Regions from separate parts of the Homo sapiens genome. Here region 1 is linked to region 2. Evidence: chromatin loops called from intact Hi-C (ENCODE). Cell type or tissue: prostate gland. All regions are shown on one strand. Each heading gives the region's core, and the rest is flanking DNA. Links, peaks and the distances in the headings are about the cores only. Region 1 overlaps CACNG4 (calcium voltage-gated channel auxiliary subunit gamma 4). Region 2 overlaps PRKCA (protein kinase C alpha).

What was found. Hi-C counts contacts between places; a loop is a spot of excess contacts. Peaks named below come from ENCODE experiments on the same cell type or tissue, not always from the same donor. Only the 100,000 strongest peaks of a DNase experiment are listed, where the experiment ranks them.
Region 1: a loop joins it to region 2, with 5 times the contacts of the local background. A loop is called at or near these places in 14 of 110 quality-filtered maps.

The regions. Positions count from the first base shown.
Region 1 is chr17:66,972,623-66,980,622 of GRCh38, reverse strand. All of the region lies in intron 1 of CACNG4 (calcium voltage-gated channel auxiliary subunit gamma 4), which reads right to left. Among named protein-coding and RNA genes, the nearest start is that of CACNG4, 12 kb to the right of the region's middle. RefSeq lists enhancers at 1,337-1,913, 1,836-2,130, 1,914-2,491, 3,236-4,189, 4,190-5,144. In prostate gland, for the core only: a CTCF peak has its summit at 4,877 (motif pointing right); DNase peaks (open chromatin) are centred at 225, 518, 3,765 and 4,792; H3K27ac peaks cover 369 bases.
Region 2 is chr17:66,711,006-66,720,994 of GRCh38, reverse strand. All of the region lies in intron 8 of PRKCA (protein kinase C alpha), which reads right to left. Among named protein-coding and RNA genes, the nearest start is that of MIR634, 71 kb to the left of the region's middle. RefSeq lists enhancers at 5,806-6,502, 7,133-7,192. In prostate gland, for the core only: a CTCF peak has its summit at 5,097 (motif pointing left); a DNase peak (open chromatin) is centred at 5,114; H3K27ac peaks cover 1,687 bases.

The DNA.
Region 1 (8,000 bases), core at 1-8,000, 260 kb before region 2:
AAGAATTTACACAAAGGGAATTGTCAATGGAAAATTTTTGAGGTAAAAGAATCTTTTATTTTAAAGAGTTTGAAGATTTTTGGTGCAATGAAGCCTGCTTAAGCTTGCCACAGGACAGTTTCCTAGGGAAATAATTTAAAAAAGCAAGCGTCTTCTGCTCAAACCTCATCGGAGTCACATATTAAGAAATCTTGAGCCATCTGACTCAGGCAGAAAAATTCTCCCTGAGGGGCCTCTCACGACACAGCTTTCCGATTAAGTACTTAGGTTTACACATGTGATAAAGGTTTGTAAAAGCATAGATCTGGGTTTTATTTCCTTCTCACTTACTTTCATGGTCAGTTTTAGCACTTTTATTGTAGGAGATGGATTTCTAGGGATGGAAGCCCAATGTGGAAATTGTGCTGACAGGAAATAAAGATTCAACTGTGGTTGGCTTGCAAAGGCTTTGATCCAGGAATCAATTTGGTTATAAGTCAGAAGTGGCCTGTAATAAAATGCTGGCAAGAAGTCGCTGGGCATAGTGCCTGGGAGCGTGTTCCTGGATGCATTTAAGAATAAAAAGAACAGGCTGGGTGCAGTGGCTCATGCCTGTAATCCCAGCACTTTGGGAGGCCGAGGTGGGCAGATCACGAGGTCAGGAGTTCAAGACCAGCCTGGCTAACATGGTGAAACCCCATCTCTACTAAAAATACAAAAATTAGCTGGGCATGGTGGCACATGCCTGTAATCCCAGCTACTTGGGAGGCTGAGGCAGGAGAATTACTTGAACCAGGACCCAGGAGGTAGAGGTTGCAGTGAGCAGAGATTGCGCCACTGCACTCCAGCCTGGGCTACAGAGTGAGACTCCATCTCAAAAAAAAAAAAAAAAAAAAAAGCATGAAAAGAACAAACACCGGCCGTGTCAAATCGGCATACACACCCATTCATCTGTCTGGAGACTGGGCTTGGGATGCTTTTCATCTAAATATCGGGTTTATATTTTTTCCTCTCTGCATCACAGAAGTTCGAAAGAAGAAGGAGATCAGATAAGTCACTCCTCATTCCCATGACCATCAGTTTAACATTTTGGTGAATTTCCTTCCAATATTTGTTCCCAGCTTGATAAAGCAGCCACTGGTACAGTCACATCTGTTTCGTACCAGATGATCTTCAAAGGTTCCACATCTGTGGGTTTTTGGCTCACTCAATTTGCCATTTAATAGAATTCTCTTCATGTTTAATAACCCTCCTAATAATCACAGAGTTAAAATAATACATTTTTATCTAGGAAATGCTTCAAGAACTCTCAAAAGACTGACTTGAACAGGAAGCAGGAGAGGGCTTGCGTGGTTTACAAAGATGGCAGACTCAAAGGGAAAAGGGGAAGAATTAATTAGAAATACAAGGAAGAAAGAAAGGAGAGAAAGAGGGACGAGAGGAAGAGAAGGCGGCACTGGGGAATGGGGAAAATGGGTTTGGGTTGCAGAGGATGCTCACACAAAAAGGAACCTCAGGTTGGCCGTGTGGGTGTGGTGACTGGGACTGTGCGAATGGCAGCAGCACAAAGAAGACTGGAGACACATCAGAAACCACCAGGGTGAGGGAAGGGGGTTGGCTGGAAGGAGGGTGCGGGGCAGGCCTGCAGCCAGCAGGGAACTCCCCCAGAGACTGAACCTCAAGGCCGCAGGCCACAAGGTAGAAGACGGGAGATCCTCCAAACGGTTGAGCAAGTGAGGACACTCTGCCCACCAGGCATCTGGCCTCCACTCACGCTCAGGAATCCGCAGGCAGAAAGACAACCAAAGCCATTTTTCATGCAAGAGGAGTTGGATATCAGGAAAAATCAGAGCCCCTTTGTATGACATGCCAAACTGCTGAAGCGAGAAAATGTCTCGGGCGAAGGCTCAGATGCGAGGCAGGGACAGCGTGCTCGCCCTGGGGAACCTGGGCCGTCAATGTGCACTTGTTATCAGGCTTTTCAGAGCTGAGGGCCGGAAGCGAGTACGGGGCATCCCTCCCCCATCGCATGTTAATGATGAGCTGGTGACATGGCCTTGGCCGGACTGTCCGGCCCCTGGAAGGGAGCCTGGGTGTCCTGAAATGTCCTCAGGGAGTCTTTGGGGATCTGTGTCCTTTTCTTGCCTGTGCTTTGGTGTGTGGGGGAGGGGTGAAGTGGGCAGGAGGAACCCTGGGAATTAAGAACCGAAGCCCCCCTTCCTCTGAGACCCATCTTCACTCTGGGTCCCCTCCCCTGTCCCCATGTACCACGTATTTTTTGGGTTAGCAGATGAGAATAACTACATGCATTGAACACATGTTATGCCAGCTCCAAAGCAAGCACTTAGATACTTTATCGCGACTCCTGCCAGCAAACTTGCATAGCAGGTATCGCTAACAACCCCATATTGCAGAGAAAGCAACTGAGGTTCAAAGGAGGTGCAATGACTGGCTTAAGGCCCCACAGCTAGTAGGAGGCAGATCCTGGATTCAAACCCTGACTCACTCTGGGATCTGGGCCCTTTATCACCATATCCTACCTCCTCTCCAAGATGCCAAGCAAAAGAGTTGCTGTTTATTTCAGGTCTATGGTGAGACAGATGTGCGGGGAGCCCTGTGCGTATTTCCCATCTGATTCTCCTGACAACCCTATGGGATAGGCCTCCTTAGGGCGTCCGGGAGGAGCCCCTAACGTCTAGGACGTGTTCTGTTGCCCTCTCCACATCGTGCCCTGTATGGTGTCTGTCCTACTGCTGGTGCCCCAGGGTCTCCAGAACCAGAGAGTAAATACCCTGGGGGCTTTCTGTGCCCACAATGCCCGGCCTGAAGCCAGGCACTCAGCAGGTGCCCCACAAACACCTAAGGACGACACAGTTTTAAGTAATTCTGCTCTCCAAGGCAGCCCCTGGCCCTGCAGGTGCGTGTGGTAGCTCTCAGAAAAAAACAAGAGAGAGGTGAGGTCTGGTTCTGCACCCAGCTCTGCTCCCTGCCCCGTGGTGCCTGGGCCACCCTCAGGGCTTCCCATGTCCAATCTCATTTAATCGTTCTGATCATCTGATGAGATGGGGGAGGGGAGGGTCTATCATTATATCCCCATTTTACAGATGAGAAAATAACTGAGGCCCAGAGAAGCTAAGGAGTCTGTCCAAGGTCACAGAGCTAACACAGGGCAGAGCAGGATTCAAATGCAGGTCTCATCGATCCCCCACCCACAACCCCCGTCCTATTGACCATCACACAGACTTAGTTCAGATGTCATCTTCGACTCCCTTCTGCGCACGAAGCTCCTGGAGAGTCAGAAAGTGGGGCGGGCTGGATCCGTGGGGCGGGCTGGATCCATGGGGCTTCAGGTATCAGGGAATGAGCCTGACTTTATCACAGAGGGATGTGTTCTCACCAGAAGGTACTGAGCTGGGGAATGATGTGATCTGGTTGATATTTTTACAAGCTCTTTCTGGCTGTGTGTGGAGAGCAGGGAGAGTGACCAGTCAGGACTCTACAGCGGGCATCCAGGCGAGAGATGACAGAGCTGGGAGTGCTCTGAGATGGAGAGAGGTGGAGGGAAGGAAGGCAGTGGGCGTGTGTCGGAGGTGGAGCCCATAGGCCTGGGGAGGGTGAAAGGAACCCCGAGGGATACTGCAGGAGAGGGACTTCTGTCTCTGCTAGGCACAGAGCAGGCTCTTGGCAGCATTTGCTGGATGGATGAACTGGTGACTGAGTGGGCTGGAGACGGAGGGGGCGGTGCTGTCCAAGCGAGACCACACTGGCGGGAAGCACAGCCGACGTGTGAGGTTACCACCAGCAGGCTCCTCCTTGCCAAGGTGTCAGAGGGAAAAGAGGCCACAGCCAACAGTGTTTCCAAGAAAAGGAGCCTGAAGTCACTGTGTCCTGTGTGGTGCCTCTGTGGGAGCACGGCCGCTGTGCTTCTCACAGCACTTTCACAAACATCCTTGGCTTGGATGTTCACAGAACCCTGGGGGTGGGGCGGGGCAGGGAGGACTCAGGGATAGAAAGAAGATGAAGGCAGGGAGGAGGGACGATGGGGAGGAGAAAGGAGGAATGGAAGATGCAGGGAGGGAGGGACCAGGAAGAAAGAATAAAGAGAGGAAGGAGGGAGGGAGGATGGAGGGAGGGAAAGAGGGAGGATGGAGAGGATAGAGGAAAGCTGGAAGGAGGGAGGGAAGTTGGAGGGAGGAGGGTGGAAGTTAGAGAGAGGGATGGAGGTGGGAAGGATGGAGGGATGGAAAGAAGTTGGAGGGAGGGGAGGATGGAGGGAGAAGGGAGGGGAGGACGACAGGAGGAAAGAGGAAAGACAGAGGGAGGAGGGAGGGGAGGACAGGTTTTATTTGCCAATTTGACAGCCGAGCAAACCGAGGCTCTAGGAGGTTGAGTGACAAGCCAAAGACTGTCCAGATGGTGAGTGGCGGAGTCAGGACCAGGCCACAGGTCCCCTGACTCCAATCCTGATGGTTTTCACTCCGGTGCCTTGTCCTCCTCTACCCTGGCCCTGGCCCTGAGACACTGGGAGGTCACCTGACGCGGCAGGGCTCTCGGCAGGTGTCGGTAAGTGACAGGGAGATGCGAGGGTCAGTCACAACCCCCACGAGCGCTGTCTCTGTTCCTGAGTATCAATCTGGGCACTCAGTTCCCACCCCTGAGGCTACTGGAAGTTCCCCAGTTCCTCTCTGCCTCCTTGGGGCCAGGCTAGGGCACTTGGCAAAGTCACTGTGCCAGAAAATGTGATGTTGGGAACACACACCTGGGTGGCTGCCATCCCCAGCCCAGCCACAGCCTGGGTGCTAGGCCCTCTTTCAGCTCCCAGCTGAGAGCCTCAGTCTCTGATTTTGCAGTTCACAGGAGCCATTCAGAACGCCCTGCCTCTGAGAGGTGAGGAAATAACACCGTGGCCTCCACTGGGGGGTGCTCAGCTTCTTCCATTCCTGGACCCTGCAGGCTGGTGAGCTGACCTGGGGCAGCTTACAAAATTTGGGCAACTTATGTCTTCTGGGAAAAATTCCATGGTTCAGGAAACATGGAAATAGAGAGAAAGCGATGATATGTTTTGAATATCTATAAGGTGCCAGGCACGAGAAGGGGTATTTTCCATGTTTTTTCTCATATAACTTCACAACCCCAGGGTTGATTCTATGATGCTCCTAACTTAACAATGAAGGAAAAATTGCTCTCTGAACAACAAAGTTCAGAGAGGTTAGGCAATTTGTCTGAAGACACACAGCTGACAAGTGGGAGTCTGGACTCAAACCCGGGGCCATGTGGCTTCAATGCTGACCGTCTGATGCTGCTGCTTCCATGTGGACTCATGGTGGGGAGGAAAGGGGGAGCTGGAATGAAGATCCAGCCCCTTCCTGTGTCCCTGGGCCCAGGAGGTGACAGATGCTAGTGGCAGGTGAGCCAGGGAGACTGATGATTTTTACTCATTTGGTTTTTCCCAGGCTCTGTCTGGAGCTGGGCTTGAGTCAAGAAACTGCCCTCTACCTTTCCACATTCTCCTTCAGAAATGGGGTGATAGCGGTGGAAGGAGGAGAGGCAGTTAAACAGCATTTCCCGACACCTCCACCTCTGTGGGCTTGCCATGGTAGCAGGCAGGCCGTGTTGGATGTGGTGACGTGGAGAGCTTGCTCTGGGTCTACAGTCCTCAGAGGCAAGTCACGGCGTCAGGGTGGGAGGGAGGGAGGGGTGCAAGAGCAGCTCCAGTTAAAGTCCAAAGCCCTTGCAAGCCCATGCACCGCAAAGCCATCTGATGCGGCGGCTTCCACGTGGACTAATGGGGGAGGAAAGGGTTTGACTCAAGCCCAACTCCAGATAGACCCTGGGAAAAGCCTGCAGAGAGCCTGGGGCCTGTGGGGGCGGAAGTGGCTGCTTTGTAAAGGCTGTGGTGCTTCACCAGAAGGGTCCCCTGTGCACATTCGGGGTTGGCAGCTCAGTCTGTCATTGTCTCCACCTCATAGGCTCACACCCAGGAGCCTCGAAGAATGCAGACACCAGGGACCACTGATTCCACCCAGAGGTACCCTAACGAGCACTCTGCGCGGGGGGCATCCATAGATATGTGCTGGGCACCTTTCCATTCACTGCCTCATTATCCCACTTTCCAGACATCAACAAGAACTCAGAGAGGTCACCTAACCTGCCCAAAGCTACACAGCTGCCTGGAAACTGGGGTTTTGAACTCTAGAGGTCCAACCCCAAAGCCTGGCCTCTTTCCCCTACCCCATGCTGCCTTTTCAACAGAGTCCATTTTAACAGAATGTCCCTCGAATAAGGGGCATCGTTTTTTCTAGGCCTCTGTTTCAGGAAGAGCTGGGCTTCTATTATGAAATATTCCCCTTTTATTGTATGCCCCCTGTGAACACACCTCTGGCCACACTCCTTTCTTTGTCCTGGCCTCCAGGAAGCTCAGCGACAAAGCTGTGGCCTGCCTCGGCCCCCAGCTGGCTTCTGCAGTCGGTACTGTGGACACTAGCTGGACGCAGCCATCATCTCTCATTTTCCTACTTGATTTTTCTATCCGCCCCAGTCCCTCATCTCTTTATTTATCTTGTCCCTTTCTTCCTTTTATGGTTGAAGGGGGAAGAAGTAAACAAACAGTAAAATCACGGGATGTCATTTTCACAGCTTTGAAAAGTTTTTCATTGGAAGAAGTTGATAATGCTAGAAAAAAAGTCCTTTGTCTGGTACCATGTCCTGCCTCGCAGTTCAGAAAAGAGAGTCTCGCGCAGCACTTCCCGGAGTCTCATGGGGATACAGAACAAGAATTGGGGGACGGGACGTTGGGGGCAGATCCAGGCAGGCCCTCCCTGGCCTCTCCCTGGAGCTTAGAACCAGTTTGTTCCCTTTTTGAAGCTGTTTCCCAGGAGACCAAGCCCATGCACCCGCTGGAGAGAGCATCCTTGTTGAGGGGAGGCTGTCATGGAGGGCAGTGCCGCTTCTCTGAGACTGTATGCAGGTTAACCGCGATGGAGGCCCGAGGCACAGACACCACGGGAGGGAGTTTCCATCGCTGTTCTGCACCTATTGCTGCCGCACGCTACGGTGGCTGTGTGTTGCCCAACCTTTGCCCAGGTACGCACCCAAGGGGAGGTTATGCTGGGACAGAGCCCCAGCCAGGCAGCCCCACAGCCACTTTCTGCTCCTGAGCCATGCCACCTTGCGTAAGTCACTCTGCCTCACCTGTCTTGAGCTTCCCTGGCTTGCACAGCATAAGAACTGGGCAGCATTGTGGTTCTCAGCTCCATGGTGGACGCCTTCTGGGCATTGTGGGTAGGGAAAGCATTACTATTAATAAAGGACTGGGGCTGGCCCCTAAAGCATATGCCAGGTCATCCCATTGATAGGATCGCTTCCCCCACTTATGTTACATGTGCTTTCGCTTTTTTTTTTTTTTTAATGGAGTCTTGCTCTATTGCCCAGGCTGGGGTGTAGTGGCGAGCTCTCAGCTCAGTGCAACCTCCGCCTCCCAGGTTTAAGCAATTCTCCTGTCTCAGGAGTAGCTGGGACTACAGGTGCCTGCCACCATTCTGGCTAACTTTTGTATTTTTAGTAGAGTTGGGGGTTTCACCATATTGGTCAGGGTGGTCTCGAACTCCTGACCTCAGGTGATCCACCCGCCTTGGCCTCCCAAAGTGCTAAGATTATAGGCGCGAGCCACTGCACCTGGCCTCTGTTTTTTTTGTTTGTTTGTTTTTGTTTTTGTTTTTGAGACAGAGTCTCACTCTGTCACCCAGGCTGGAGTGCGGTGGTGGGATCTCAGCTCACTGCAACCTCTGCCTCCCACATTCAAGCAATTCTCCTGCCTCAGCCTCCCGAGTAGCTGGAATGACAAGCATGCACCACTACGCCCGGCTAATTTTTGTATTTTTAGCGGAGACGGGGTTTCACCATGTTGGCCAGGCTGGTCTTGAACTCCTGACCTCAGGTGATCCACCTGCCTTGGCCTCCCAAAGTGCTGGGATTACAGGCGTGAGTCACCGCGCCAGGCCCCATGTGCTTTCTCGAAGGGA
Region 2 (9,989 bases), core at 771-8,770:
TTTCCAGTAACGTAACTACATTCCACTTTAAATGTGTTCATTCTCACCTATTTTGTAAATATGTCTTCAAAAATACATGATCTCTTAGCATTCTCGAAAATAAGGCTTTGAGTAATATACTTATCAAAGACAGTTGCAACGTGTGGAGAGATGACAACAGAAGCTTCTTTCTACTTCTAAGATTCCACGGACAGGCCAACGATGACCAACCATAGGAACAAATGAATAATTGTGGATTTCTCCTACCATTTTTTGTACAACGATGAAAGTCCTCTGTATTCACAGCTAATCTGAACAACACTGGCAAAACAACACTGATGGTGATTCATTGCTATTCCATGTAACAGGGCATGGTTAACAGAAATAGCCATGCCATATATAACCAAGGATGCCCAGCACAGCATCATACCTCTAAGGTAATGCCTTTACCTGCACCCACTGCAACGTTAGTTAAGAGAGATCAAGTGTTTCGAAGCAGAAAGCCACAAAGGAACTGAGGGTTTTCACGGTATCGTTAGTGGAATATGGCCTGTGTATTTCTAATAAGCTCCAAGTCATGATATCTATTATCTTCTACTCGGTAACGGGGCAACAGGTTAAAATGATGCTACTTAATGGGCATGACAGCCTCCTGGGTAGCACAGTTAGAGTAAATAAAATGTCCGCTGTTCTCTGGCTCAATACTTCATCTGCTGGGACACGCCAAGCACGCTGCCGCCTGAGGGCCTTTGCAGTTGGGCACTTCCTCTGACCCAGATAGGCACGGGACTCCCTTCTATCTCTGCTCAAAGGATGCTTTAGCCCCGAGGCTCCCTACTCCTTCTGACATTGTCCCTGCACCGGTTTCTGTGGTGCATACTCCCTCCCTCTCTTCTCATTACCAATCCTGTATTTCTCTACTTGTTTGTTACTTTCTTCGGCCACTGGGATGAGCACGCACGGCTCGTCTGTTTTGTTCCCCGGCACAGCTCCAGTGCCTAGGATGGTGTTTGGGGCATGGTGGTCCTCAAATATTTGCAGAAGCAATGAGTAGAGTATATGGGGAAGGCAGCTTTTCATATAACATTTTTAAGAGGCAGAAATGTTGCTTTAAAATAATTTCTACAGCAAGGCTGCCTCTTGTTGTAAAAGTATACCTGCTCATTTTAGAAAATCTAACAGGCATGGATACATCAGAAAAAAGAGAACAAAATTTAAAACATCTATAATTTTATTTTTATTTATTTTTGAGACGGAGTCTCGCTCTATCTTCCAGACAGGAGTGCAGCGGTGTGATCTTGGCTTGCTGCAACCTCTGCCTCCTGGGTTCAAGCGATTCTCGCACCTCAGCCTCCTGAGTAGCTGGGATTACAGGAACATGTCACCATGCCTGGCTAATTTTTGTATTTTTAGTAGAGACGGGGTTTCACCATGTTGGCCAGGCTGGTCTCGAGGTCCTGACCTCAAGTGATCCACCCACCTCGGCCAAAGTGCTGGGATTGCAGATGTGAGCCACCACGGCTGGCCTAAAACATCTAAAATTTTATACTCATTTTGGCAGCATATATACTAAAATCTTATAATTTTATTACCCAGAGGTAATCATTAATAACATTCTGGTGGACATTTTCCTAATCCTTTCTTTTCATGATTTCCTATGTGATACAGATAGAATCAGATTGTTTGTAACCTGCTTCTCCCCTTTGCTTATTGTGAACTTCTGGTTATAAGCACTCTTCTGCCACATGATTTGAGTGACTGCATCATATCCTACTACACGGCTCTACTGTAGCTGATGTAACCATTCCTTATTGTTAGACACCTAGGTTTTTCCTAGTTCTGTTTTCAATGACATGCAGATGAACAATTTTGTGGTCTAAATATGTGTGCATCCTTGAAGTCCCCAGGATAGATTCCTGGATGAATGAAACATTAATTACTTGTTTGTGACCTTTTTGGGGAGGTCACAAACAAGTACCCTTGTGCCCAGCTGCACAAGGACAGACATTTTAATCTCACCATGAATAGTCAAAGAGAAGAGGAAGAAGCCCAGAGTCAAGGCAGCCTAATTCCTGAAGGCAGGCTCTTGGTTTCTTTTGGGTTGTGTGTCTAAATTCACAGTTGGAATTTTTAACTGTACTTCTTTCTCACATGTGGCTGTGTATATGTGTTTTATGTTCAGATGTCAAAACAAAAACACATCTTTTCTTCCACAACACAGAAAGTGGTCTTGGAAGGTGCTATGGTTTGAATGTGTCTCCCTCAAATTCACATGTTGAAATCCTTAGCCCCAAGATGATGGTGTCAGGAGGCAGGGCCTTTGGAAGGTGACTAGGTCATGAGGGTGGATCCCTCACGAATGGGATTAGTGCCCTTATAAAAGAGGCCTTGGAAGCTGGGTGTGATCCCAGGCTGATGCCTCTAATCCCAGCATTTTTGAAAGGCTGAGGCAGAAAGATAGCTTGAGGCTGGGAGTTTGAGAACAGCCTAGTCAACACAGTGAGACCCCCATCTCTACAAAAAATAATTTTAAAAATTAGCCAGGCACAGTGGCGTGCACCTGTAGTCCTAGCTACTCGGGAGGCTGAAGCAGGAGGATTGCTTGAGCCCAGGAATTCGAGGATGCAGTGAACAGTGATTGTGCCACTGCACTCCCGCCTGGGCATCAGAATGAGACCCTGTCTCTAAATAATAAAAACTTTAATAAAAAGAGGCCTGAGAGGCTCCTCATCCCATCTACCATGTGTGGGCAAAGCCAGAAGATGCCATCTGTGAATCAGAAAGTGAGCCTTCACCAGACACCTCACCTGCCTTGATTTTAGACTTCCCAGCATTCAGAACTAAGAGAGAGAAACATATGCAGTTTGTAAGCCATGCAGTTTATGGTATTTTGCTATAGCAGCCCGAGTGGACTAAGACAGAAGGGGAGCTAATTTGTATGGAGAGCTTAACAGTGATCCTTAGTAAGTCAGTCCCCCAAGCCACCCCACTTCCTTCTGACGGCATTTTTCTGGTTGCACAATCCGATCTGTAAGTGCAACCTGGAAATAAGGGCCTGGGTGATTCCTCCCACACAACTGGGTCAACACCTGCTACTTGGAGTTTTCTCCCGGAGGCGGGAATCACAGGTGACCAGCAAATCACAGGCATGAGTCATTCTTTCTCCTGCTGGCAACTGCAGCGAGGGCCTCAGAACCACAGACTGTCAGCCACAGAAGGGTCCCTGGGGAGTCTGACCTGCCTAGGATGCAGATGAAGATGCTGAGGTCTAGAGAGCTAACTTCACCACAGCCTCTGCGCCGCTTCGTGGCAGTGCTGGTGGAGGAAGAGAAGGACGCTCTGTTCTCTACAGAGGCCCTGAAACTAGATGCTGGATCATCCCGTACGTTTCCCTGTGCTAAGGTTGCCCCATCTGGGCTGTAATCTTTGACTAACAGCAGGAGGATGACAGAGCTTTTAGAATTCAAAAGCAACTTGGGGATAGTCTCATCAAGGCTGCCCATGTTACAGATGAGGAGAATGAGCCCAGGGGGCACCGCGATATGTCTAAATCAGTTTTCCATCCTGAGCTCTGAATCCAGAACTCCAGCCTTTGAACCTAGTGCTCTTCCTCCTACATCGAGGGTGAGCAAACTTTTTCTGTAAAGGTCCAGATAGTAAATATTTGTGGCTTTGTGGGCCAAATACTGTCTCTGTTGTAACTCTCCAACTCTGCCATTGTAGCTCGAAAGCTGCAAAAGTGAGTAAAGGAGGGAAGGTGTTCCAATAAAGCCTTAATGGTGAAGACAGGCAGCCGCTGGGGTCTGGGCTGTGGATTGCAGTTCGATGACCCTTGCCCTGTATCACGCAGGTTCTCAAATCACTCATCCTCATTTGCAGTTAGATTTCAGTACAATGTCTGTATCTTCTTAATCTATCACAACAGCGACAATTAAGAATCTCAAGAGCACTAGAATTAAATCACTATTCAGGCTCTTCCACAATGCTTGCTATGCCAGGCAGCACAGGAAAAGGAAATTTTGCAGCCATACAATGGTGGTGAATGAAGTATGTATTCAGCAGAGCAAAATGTAAGGGCAACACATTCAATCGTTTTCTTAACAAGAAATATTTTCATGGACACACCCACTTTGGCTGTTGCCACGGTTAAAATAAATTCACAGGCAGCGAGAGGGCCTCCGTTGTCATGGCAACTGAGCCATTCTCCAAGGAGAAACGTGGGACCCTGACGTGTTGGCACTTTGCCAGATGTGGAAACTGCGAAGTGCTTGGTTCTTTTCATACCACATAATATTCACCTCTAGTATCCCGGTGTGTGATTTTCTTTGCAGCCAACCAAATTTTTCCCTGTTTCCCAGATTTGTCTGTTGATAATTGACACATCTGTTAGGATCGCTAATCTTGGTGGTGCACGCCTTGTCTCACCTGCTAAACACCTCCTGGAAAGGCGGTTTGCCCTTGTACCGCGTTCTCCCCAATTGCTAAATCTCCAGGCTTACATGAGGATTCCCCACCAATGACCTTAAGTTTTTCCATCTGCAACAATGTTTTTCTCCCACCAGGGAGCTAGCTGATGGCACACTTGCGTCTGATGCCCGGCTTAGAGGAAGGCCCAGTGCGCACTGCAACAGCCATGACATAGCATTGTTCGAGAACTTTGGGCACTTAATCATTTTTGGAAACCTATTCCTTTTCCTGCTCGAATGCTCCCCTTTGGAATTACCACCACACTGGCTTTATGGGTTGGCTGTGGCAGGGTCAAGAATCACATGAACTCAGAAACATCATCAAAGTAAATAGTTTTTCAGACTGTCAGCAACATGGCTTCGAAGTGGGTAATTCTCTGGTGCTAAAAAAAAAAACCCGGGGAGATAGAAAATGGGCTGGGGCCCAGTGCAAGCAAGAATAGACTGAAGGAGCCATCCAGCTCTTGGGAAACCCTTGACTTCTTTGCAGCACACTGAAGATCCTCTAAAGCCAAGAAGCAATGGGGAGCACAAGGTGGTGATCTCATCTCTATGTCCACTAAAATGTAAAGACATCCAGGCAACAGTTGATTGCTGTTTGTTGTGTGCAGGTGTCATGGAATCTTTCATTTGCAAATCTTTACTGCCCTCTTGTGGTATTCAGTTTCTGAAGCAACTGCAGTTTGGCTGGGATCTTTTAGCAGAGATCCACCTAAGATTCACTAGTCTGCCTTACCGAGGTGAAGTCCCAGTAAATGGGGCAAGATGGCACAAACAAGACACAAAATTGTATCTACGCAGATGCAAAAAAAAAACTGTATCCTTTATAGTAGATGACCTGAATCACTCACGTAAGTGCCAGGACTTTGCAAAATGCCAACGGAACTATAGAGTGCCAACGGAACTACAGATGCCAAAAGTGGGTTTTAAGATCTCTGGGTGCTCTATTTCTAGAAAACAAAGATCCAAACAGTTGTAGGCCTTTCTGTGTCTCCCGAATCTTTCCAAACCCTTGACTGGGTGCAGACTCTGCAAGCCACAGATCCAAGAAAGGGCCTGGGGGGAAGGGAGGCAGTGAGGGCTGCAGGGGGCCCTGGAGTGGTCCGAGGGAGCCACGGTGTTTATCTTAGAAACAAAGAACGACCTGGAAAATAGTGAGAAGTAACGACAGTTACACGAGGGCAGAGTTCAATGAAAAAGCCACTTCTGGGAAAATCCAATTGAAGCTAAGCGAGCACAGAACAGCAGCTCCTGAAGTCAATAAAAAACAGTAACAAAAAACGCACCCAAGCTATAACTGGCAATAAAACCCAGTTCCCCAAGGAAGAAGGTTCCAGAGCCTTCCCTCCATGGCTGTGCAGCTGCTGCAGAAAGGAAAAACAGGATGACTGGGCATCCTCACAGAGAAAAAAAAAAAAACCAAAAAACAAAACACATCCTATCCCCGAAATGCTGGATACACTGCTCAACTACTCAACGGAAAATTTTTATAAAATGTCTCTGACAGGAGCAAGCAATTTGAAAGCAGGGCCGACTGTCATTAAATTTAGCACAATATTTCCATAATCATTGATTTCATCCTACCCTCACTGAGCCTTTTTAATCCACACCAGTTTTTAAAACCAAGGGGCCTAATTATAGCTCAATGGGACACCTGCTTCCAAGGCTAGCAGCAGCTGCACTGTTCTGGGCTATTCTCTGGGCCCTCTGTGTCAGGCAGCTCACTAGGCGCTCAGGAAGGTGACAAGCATGGGATCTGGGGTCTGCCAGCAGCGGTCTGGGACACCAGTAAAGGCACTGCACACTTCTCTGAGGCCTGTTTCTTCATCTGTAAAATGGGTCAACACTCCCTTTCTCGTCCTGCAGGCTTGGGAGCCTCGCCATCCTGCAGTGGTGAGGGAGTGATCAGAGCTCGGGGCTGGTGGCTGCTGCCATTCTGAGTAGTCTCGCCACAGCCATCGCCTGCTGCCAGGTGGCAGCGTCAGAAGACAAATTTCCATTCCAGGAAGGGGGAAGAGACGAGGGGGTGGAACAGTGAGACCTCTCCTAAAAAGACAGGGGCTTCCCAGCTGCCCTCAGGGGACTTGGACAGGACTGAGGAGCTGGTCTCCAGCAGGAGGGGCTGCCTGAGGGCAAGGTGGAGGTAGGTGTTTCCTGTCTCCAACGGTGGGCACAGGCCTGAGGGCACAAGGGCAGCTGAGGTCAGGACACTTTTCCCTTTACACATGGTATTTGCACCCTAGCTCTCTGGCCCCATGCATGAGGCCTGGCAGCTTGAGGGGGGCGTGGACTCACAAGGGGGCATTCTCCCCAAAGGAAGCAGCGGGTGGGGGGGAACATGGCTGGGATGCAAGTGGCCTCAAAGCAGAGGGCCTCACACCGGAGAGGAAAGGTGTGTGATCGGATCACTTCACCACCGCACGAGATACTCCTGGGATCTCCCAGCTGCAACTGCTGGGCTTTGGAAGTGAACAGAGGTTTTGTCAATGGGCCAGGAGAGAGCCAGGGAGTCTAAATTAATACAATTATTGTGACCCTAAGGGTATCTACAGGCTGTGAGCACCTGGGGGAATGTGAGTCACAAAACGAATACCCCTAGTAAGAGCTGAGACTATGGCTGTGTCCTGCCTGCCCCCACCCAAACCATCAGCTCTGAGCTGGCTGACCACCCATGACCATTGGGAATTCATGGACAGAGCCCTTCCTGCATGATTCTTTGCAGCCTGTCAACAGAGAAAACCAGTGACTGGGGGCCAGACTCGGACTGAGTGTTGACAAGTCTATTTTCAGAAAAAGCCACAAGGTAAAGATTAGCTCATGACCAAGCCAAGGAAGCCACTTTGAAGAGAGGTGTGAGCGAGCGGTGGCACGCTATTATCACTGCCTGGGTCAGGGTGAATTTCCAACATGCGGGTGACATTTTCTTTCTCAGGTAGAGTAGCCTGTTTCTTGTCCTCATAACAAAACCACACAGGAAACATAATAAGCACCAACACAAAACATGTCAGAAAAGAGACTTTGTTGACTTGACACTTCTCATCTCTGTTCTTAAATGAATTCAAGATGGCCTTGCTTCACTGCTGCAGGTGGGAGTAGGGTGGGGTACGGGGAGCAGATTCCTATCTGATGGGTTATTTGTACCTAATGTACAACCGGGGTCTCCCAACTGGGGCCCGGGAGTGGTTTAGAAAGCACAATGAGGTCGGATGCGGTGGCTCACGACTGTAATCCCAGTACTTTGGGAGGCCGAGGCAGGCAGATCACAAGGTCAGGACTTCAAGACCAGCCTGGTGAATATGGTGAAACCCCTTCTTTACAAAAAGTAAAAAAATTGGCCGGGCATGGTGGCGCGTGCCTGTAGTCCCAGCTACTCGGTAGACTGAGGCAGGAGAATTGCTTGAACCCGGGAGGTGGAGGTTGCAATGAGCCAAGATTGCACCATTGCGCTCCAGCCTGGGCAACAGAGTGAGACTCCATCTCAAAAAAAAAAAAAAAAAAAAGGACAACAAAGGGTTCACTTTAACTTGGCAATGGCTTCTTGGAAACCAGCAATGCACAGTGACACCTCCATTAGGGAAAACTCTGTAATTCATAATTCCTGGGGATGGAAGGCAGAGAAAAGGCTGAGTAATGACTGCAGCAAACACAAATCTAGCCAGGCACTGTTCTAGGCACCTTCCATACTTACTCATTTAATCCTCCCAACATCCCTAGGAGGTTGGTCCTTTTACCATTTCCATTTTAGACTTGGAGAAACTGAGGCAAGAGAGATGAGCTGCATGGCTCCAGGCTATACAGCTATGAAATATTGGAGCTGGGATTTGAACCCTTGAACCCAGGCAGTGTGGCACTTCCTCGCCACACCCTGCTGCCTTCTTGGAATGACGAGGTGACAGCCACGTTGCCCAGCAGGTGGGAGAAGAGGGACAGTCTTTAAGGAGAAGGGGACAGGGACAGCCCTTCATTAGAGCTAGGAGGAGCCAGGCAAGAACCCAGGGAGGTGAAAGCCTCACCCTAACTCTTTCTTCTTATTTTTCTCCCCTCTCATTACTTCCCTTTTCAGCCACATCTGAGTTTTTTACACCAGCACCCAGCTTTCCGACATGCTGGGAAACTAAGCTCTGTGATTCAGATGTTTCTTTGGAATAACAAAGTTTTCAACATAATAAAAAGGACACAAACAGCACTCAGGCACGTCAGGCCACACAAGTGGGAGAGGTTTGGGTCCCAAATAGGGTTCCAGGACCCAAGTACGAGTTCCTTCCATCAGAATGGAGGTGTTCCTCTGAAGTAGCAGGGGGTGCAATGAGAGGGGTTTACTTGGTTTTTAAACAGGAACTGTTTCCACCTCCTGGAGTGATCAAGAGGTGCCTCTTTCCTCTGAGAATGCTGGAGGGTTTTACTCCACAGGAAGAAGTTGCACAGAGGCTCAGTGTATTCAGGTGTGGCCAGCCTCTGGAGATGTGTATCCAAAGTCAACACCCTGCATTGAATCATGGGACAGGGTTTTCAAACACAGACAAGGGCGGGGTGGAGGGGGGGCAGTAACAACAGAAGCCTTGAAAGGCAGTTTTCACACACAGTATTTACCACACTCTGCAAGACTTAGGAAACCTCAAGGAATATTTTTTTTCTTTCTCATTTCCAGTATCTCTAGGTCACAAATCTCCTGTGGTTCCTCTAACAGGCACATCTGCAGGGTGAGATACAAGTTCTAGAGATGAGAAACTCTAAAAACATTATTTATTAGATGCTGTCTTTAGGACAGTGTTTTTGAGAGAGCATTAGATGTGGATTCCAGCTTGGGGTCGGGGAGTAGGGTTTCTCCCCTTGCAAATCCTCCACCCGAGCATTTGAGGGTTTAAATTTTCCAGTTTGATCTAATGCGAACATAAAAGCACTGCGACAATCTTGGGCTGATTTTAATTACGAACACAGGCAATACGCTGAGAGCACAGCTGGTGTGTGGCCCTAACCAGCTTCCCAGAAGAGAGTGGCGCTATCAGAAATGACAATAATAGACCAGGTTTTTAAAACCATTTACATGCAAGTTGCAAAATTCCCCTCCATAGTTTGGGGATAGAATGGTTGATTAGATTGCAACGATTGAGTTGGGAAAACATTAAAAAATGAGAAAAAATGAAATAAGAGTGAGAAGGATTAAGTCAGGCATTAAGAACATCAGAACAATTACAGGATTTCAGCCTATGATATATTACACTACATCATCCATATGAACACACTCATGTAGTGTAAATACACCATACTGATTGCATGCTAATGCAGATGTATGCCTATAAAACTTAAAATGAATCTTAACTCATATGTGATTGAAAGATATTAACAGAAAGAAAGGAAAATGAGCTGTCCATTTAAAGATGCACTCTTTCTGTTCATTGGATGGATGCTTTCAATACAGACTTGAACTTTAATCACTGATAGGAGGTTTTGATATTTGCTTGGTAAAATTTTATTTATTTATTTATTTATTTTATTTATTTATTTTTGAGATGGAGTCTTACTCTGTCACCCAGACTGGAGTGC